Regions from separate parts of the Mus musculus genome. Here region 1 is linked to region 2. A link is a loop called in an ENCODE intact Hi-C map of the cell type or tissue named here. Cell type or tissue: left cerebral cortex. All regions are shown on one strand. Each heading gives the region's core, and the rest is flanking DNA. Links, peaks and the distances in the headings are about the cores only.

Evidence for each region. A loop is a pair of places that touch in the nucleus more often than their neighbours do. Peaks named below come from ENCODE experiments on the same cell type or tissue, not always from the same donor. Only the 100,000 strongest peaks of a DNase experiment are listed, where the experiment ranks them.
Region 1: it touches region 2 in a loop (2.2-fold over the local background); 6 of 42 quality-filtered maps call a loop at or near these places.

The regions. Positions count from the first base shown.
Region 1 is chr10:8,836,940-8,839,849 of GRCm38, forward strand. The region is part of intron 2 of Sash1 (SAM and SH3 domain containing 1); the gene reads right to left. Among named protein-coding and RNA genes, the nearest start is that of Gm25410, 14 kb to the left of the region's middle. In left cerebral cortex, for the core only: a CTCF peak has its summit at 1,538 (motif pointing left); no DNase peak of the experiment used is centred there.
Region 2 is chr10:8,884,035-8,886,944 of GRCm38, forward strand. Sash1 (SAM and SH3 domain containing 1) reads right to left here and starts at 2,036. Exons shown (of 20, transcript NM_175155.4): 1 at 1,690-2,036. The coding sequence starts at 1,824. In left cerebral cortex, for the core only: no CTCF peak of the experiment used is centred there; DNase peaks (open chromatin) are centred at 1,412, 2,065 and 2,328; H3K4me3 peaks cover 2,500 bases; H3K27ac peaks cover 1,750 bases.

The sequences.
Region 1 (2,910 bases), core at 311-2,810, 47 kb before region 2:
GGAAGCATTAATTCTAAAAATCTCTCTGGCTTTAAAATTAGTTTTTCTTATGTCTTTTTTTTTTTTTTAACAACAGAATAATAGAAAACTTTGTTGATTGCAAAATCTAAATAGCTCTCAATGCACAACCACAGAGATTCATTTGTTCAACAAACACTTATTGGTCATAATACATTCTCTGCCAAGACTTGTTCTACTCTTGGAGATACAGTAATAGACAATATACTTAGTGTACGGTCCCCACAAAAAGGTGAGAAACCGAACTCAAGGTTTTAAGTTTGGGAATTAGCAAGAAAGGTTGTACAATCTTATGGAAATACTGCAAACCACTGAATTACATTTTAGGAAGTAAATTTTACGGGTTGTACCTGTGAAAGTTTGGCAGGCGGCGTGTGATGTTTTGACATGGCTGATGTCTATCCAGTAAATGTCTTCTAAAGGGCAGGATCAGAGCCACACTGTGAAGTGCAGGCATAATGCCAGCACTTGAGAATCTGAAGAAGGACAATCCAGAGTATATAGCCCGAGCTATATATGCACGGAGTTCAAGGCTGCCTGGGGCTATACAGTGAGTCATTGTCTCAATCAATTAGCTGATCAATTGATCAGCTAGAGCATTTAATAAAAAGATACCTACCTAAACAGAGGTGAATGTCTACATATAGAGCCTTAATTAGAATTAGAGCTGGCATTAATGCTCTGCCACTGTGTTTTTGAATCCAGCCCTGTCCCATGAATTCAGCTTAGCTGTTCCCATTAGTTGGTCCAGTTTACTGGACTGCATGGCTGAGAAATGATACAAGCTGTCTCCATCCTTAAAGCCTATCTATACACTGCAGAGTCCCAGCCTTAGGGATGAACCCTAACCCCAACCCTGCTCTCCCAGGCCACTCCCAGCAGACCGTTCCTTTCAGTGGCATGATGACTTTCACTTCTGTCCCGTTGCTCTAGGGCTTCAACTCATCTCCGTGAGAACAGGCGAGAACGAGAGGCTAGAGTTGGCTGTACACAGATCCCTGTCACCACTACCAGTGTGACAGACCAGATCTTTATCTGTGAGTATCTAGTCCTTGTAACACAACCTGCCTGACACACGGCAGTGCTTCCTGTCTTAACAGCAAGTTCTTTGTGATACCAAGTTACAAAAACACACAAGAACTCTACGAAGTATTTGGTTTCCTTTTGTCCTGTTACCGTTTCCCAACACTTATTCTCCAGTAAACCATGGCACTCCATCATTTAGCAGTCAATACAAGAGTTTTTACACAATACACGAAAAATCACAACATGAGGCAAGGGGGACAGAGCATCTATAAAATGCCATAAAAAATCTGTCACTTTGCCTGCCCATCAATATACATAATTTTTTAGTTAAAATAGTATGGGACTTGAGGGCTGAAAGATGACTCAGTGGTTAAGAGCACTATCTGCTCTTCCAGAGGCCCTGAGTTCAATTCCCAGCAACCACATAGTGGCTCAAAACCATCTATACTGGGATCTGATGCCCTCTTCTGGCATGTAGGTGTACATACAAATAGAGTACTCATACATAAAATAAATAAATCTAAAAGAAAAATATTATGGGACTTTGTAGAATCGGGTTGCCTTATTAAATAAACTTTGTTTGTTTGTTTGTTTGTTTGTTTGTTTAAAAAGCAGCTTACAGGGCCAGCAATATGGCTCAGCCGGTAATGGAGCTTGCCACCAAGCCTGACCACCTGAGTTGGATCCCTAGAACCCATGCTGGGAGGAGAACCAAAACCTTGCAAGTTAACCTTTAAGTTCCACCTGCATGTATGCTCGCCTGCCTACATGAGTCTCTCTCTCTCTCTCTCTCTCTCTCTCTCTCTCTCTCTCTTTTTCTCTCAGAAGGGGGGAGGGAGGGGAGAGAAGGGAGGAGAAAAGTAGAGAGGATAAACAAATGGAGAAAGAGAAGAAAAACATTTTAAAAATAAAAAAGCTACAGGTAAAAACGGAAATATCTTTATCTTATTTCAACTTCTCAATGGAATTTTTATGAAGTCTTTTCTGTTGTGTTCTAAAAGGATATAGAGATTATAAACCAGACACAGTTATAGTGCAGGTATCCAGGCATGTTGTGTGTCAACTTTCACAAGTTAGAGTTGTCTGAAAGGGAAACTCAGCTGAGAAGATGCCTCCATAAGATCCATCTGTAAGGCATTTTCTTCATTTGTGATTGACAGAGGAAGGCCCAGCCCACTGTGGGTGGTGCCATCCCTGGGCTGGTAGTCCTAAGTTCTATAGAAAGCAGGCTGAGCTACCTAGAGGGAAGGAGCAAGCCAGTAAAGTGCACCCCTCCGTGGTCTCTGCATCGGCTCCTGCCTTTAGTTCCTGCCCTTTTTGAGTTCTTGCCCTAAATTCCTGTGATGATCAACTGTGATGTCCCTTCACAAGTTGCTTTTTGGTTATGGTGTTTCATTACAGCAATAGAAATCCTAAGACAGCATGTCTATAAATTCTAACTGCCCAGGACACCAAAGTAGGATTACCAAATCAAGGCCAGCCTGGGCTGAGAATATAACTAACCCTATCGGAGGAGGAGGGGGAGGGGGAGGGGGAAGAGGAGGAGGAGGGGGAGGGGGAAGAGGAGGAGGAGGAAGAGGAAGAGGAAGAGGAGGAAGAGGAAGAGGAGGAAGAAGAGGGTATGGAGAAGGAGGAGAAAGAGAAGAAGGAAGAGGAAGGAGGAACAAGAGGAAGAAGAGGAGAAAGAGGAGAGAGGAGGAGAAGAAGGAAAAGAAGAGGAGAAGGAAGTGGAGGAGGAGCTAGTAAGACAACTGAGTGGGTAAGGAGCCACCAAGCCGGACAACACAAGTCAGTCCCTGGAACCAACATAGAAGCAAAGAAGTGATCCCTGTAAGCTGCTCCCTGCACAGCACACAGCACACACAC
Region 2 (2,910 bases), core at 296-2,795:
ACCCACCTAAAGGATGGCAACAGGAGATACTATCAAACCAGCATTCTCTGACTGAAAAGTCAGAGTGGCTTCTGGGCAAGAACCAAGATAAGGTGTCTGCCGGTCTAAAACTTAAGATTGTCTGTCACCACTCACAAAACAATCGCTTGATTTCCTGCAATTCAACTGAGCATTGTATGTATCTCTGAAAAAGTTTAGGAAACGCAACAGATTTTAAATCCAAAAGACTTACGTACACAGCATACATACATAAAATTCTAACGTAGGTAAATATGTCTTTTATTATGTATTTGAAAGCACAGACAGAAATCTTTAACCCAGGAAAATGAGATACACTGAACTTCAAGATGTCCAAAAAGATGAGACATAGGCTCTATTTGCAAGAAAAAATATATACAGAGCTGTATTCATTGACCATCTACCATTCATCTGGCAATATGCTGAGTGCATCATACACATGGACATAGTGCCTCTCATAAAACCCAAGACACATGTCTTCCTGTTTTTCAAGTGAATTGGAGAGTCAGGAGTGAATGACCTTGATATGGTAATTGTAGACAGACAACTGGGGAGCAGGGATTTGAACCAGGCTAACTAACTTCAAAGCCCAAGACTTTAACCACTATGGAGAAAACTAAACACTGTATCGTGCCCAAAGAGGCACTGCTAAAACCCTGGGGAGCAGGGATTTGAACCAGACTAACTCGCTCCAAAGCCCAAGACCTTAACCACTATGAAGAAAACTATATCGTTCCTAAAGAGACACGGCTAACACCAGAGACACGGCTAACACCCTATCCATCCAAGGTAAAATTTCATCCTCAGTAGAACTACTTTCCAGAACTAAGATAAATCCATAGGCAGTTTTAACCACTGGCCAGTTCAAAACCTCTTTTGGGGGGGTTTGGTTGGTTGGTTGGTTTTGGTTTTTGGGTTTTTTTGTTTGTTTGTTTTGTTTTGTTTTGTTTTTGATTTTGGGTTTTTTTTGTTGTTGTTTTTGTTTTGTTTTTGTTTTTGGGGGATTGTTTTGTTTTGTTTTCGAGACAGATTTTCTCTGTGTAGTCCTGGCTGTCCTGGAACTCACTCTGTAGACCAGGCTGGCCTCGAACTCAGAAATTCGACTGCCTCTGCCACCCAGGTGCTGGAATTAAAGGCGTGCGCCACCACGCCCGGCAGTTCAAAACCCCTTATCAGCACAGATTCAGCAATATATGCCTTATTGTTCTCAGCGCCAAACATATAAAACAAATATCCTGTAATTCTACAAACTAGAAGAGCTGAGGGCAGAGCAAGTAAACACCGTGGTAGTTCTGCACAAGGAAACGGTTGTTTTCCTCTCATGGGCACAGGACAAGCCCTGTGCGGATAAACATCAATACCGAGAGGCCATGAGGAGTCCACTCGCCAAATATTTACAAGTAGTATTTACATCTACTCTTTCTGGCTTTTTCCACGCCAACTTTTCTAAGCAGGTGTCCCTAATTACAGTCGATTGTTCAAGAGGTGTCTCTGATGTGACCCGACAAGTAGGGGTTTTTTTTTTTTGTTTGGTTGGTTTGGTTTGGTTTGGTTTTTCTAAATTACAGTTTCAACCCCTATATAGAGAATACAGCGGAAAGAAGAAGGGTGACCAATAGGTGGGCGAGGGGTGAGCCCCGCTTCCCCCGCCTGCCTCCCCAGGTAGCTCACCAGGATGCCCATCACGTCGGTCCAGAGGCGGGAGATTGACTCGGAGACACCGGCCTCGGGCTCCAGCTCCCGGGCGGGATCCACCTCCGGCTCAGGCTCCGGCGCCGGGCTAGCAGCTCCCGCGTCCTCCTCCATGGCCGCGTCCCCGTGCGTCCGCGTCCGGGTCCCCGCGCTGCCCACCGCTCGCAGCAGCGCGTCGGCCGACGGGGCGCAAGTTCCCCGCCCGCGGCGTCACCGGGCCGCGCCCCCGCGTCGCATGCCCCAGGCTCCGCTGGGTACGAGCACCACTGCCAGGACTGGCACCTCGATCCCGGGCGACCGCGATTGACAACTCCAGAAACTTTTCCTAGCCCGGCCCCGCGCAGCAACAGGGTAGCTGGAGCAGAGTCCACAACACTGGCTGCGGCGGGGAGTTCACGGGACCAGGGAGACAAGAGCCACACCGCACGGGTGCTGCGTCCTGCTTCGGGGACCGGCTCCGGGTGGCACACCACTCGCCTCTACTGGAGAGTTTGTGCAGGGCTGGGCAGGGGACAGTGACGCCTGTGGACCCGGGCTAATTAGTCCTGGACCCCTCTCTTTAGAATGAGCTCTTCCAACTCCACATGACTCCCTCCCCTCCAGGCTCAAGAAAGCGTTTAGCAACAAAAGGTGCTCTGATGTCAGGCGCTTTGCATGGAAATGAGCCTCAGCCTGGCCAACAAATCGCCTTTTGAAAGCGCCACCGCGCCACGGGCCCGGGGCCCTGCACAAGTCCCCAATCGCGCCATTCACCCGCGCCTTCCGCCACTGAAACTGCAGAAAGTTAATCTTTAAGCCGCTCGCTGAGTTCGAGTTTAAGAGGAGTCCGTATGGTGACAACCCCTGGAATTACAGTCCTGTCTGTCAGGCTTCTTGGAAAACAAAGTGTGACAAAGCTCGCCTGGTCACGAGCCATTGTTTGGGTCGTAAGTCCGGGCGTTTCGGCTCCCGAGTGGCCGCAGTGCTGTGCACTTCTAGGGTTTTCGGATACTTAAATGAGACCCTCTCTGAGCTGTAAGGGTGTGTTTTGTTTTGTTTTGTTTTGTTTTGTTTTGTTTTGTTTTGTTTTGTTTTGTTTTACGTGGAAGAAACAGGCAAGGGGTATGTTCAAAATAAAAGTTAATTTTATGGCCGCTAAGCCCATGCACAGTTCAGGCCTCGATATGTTAATCAAGTGAAAATGCCAGAGGGAAATATCCC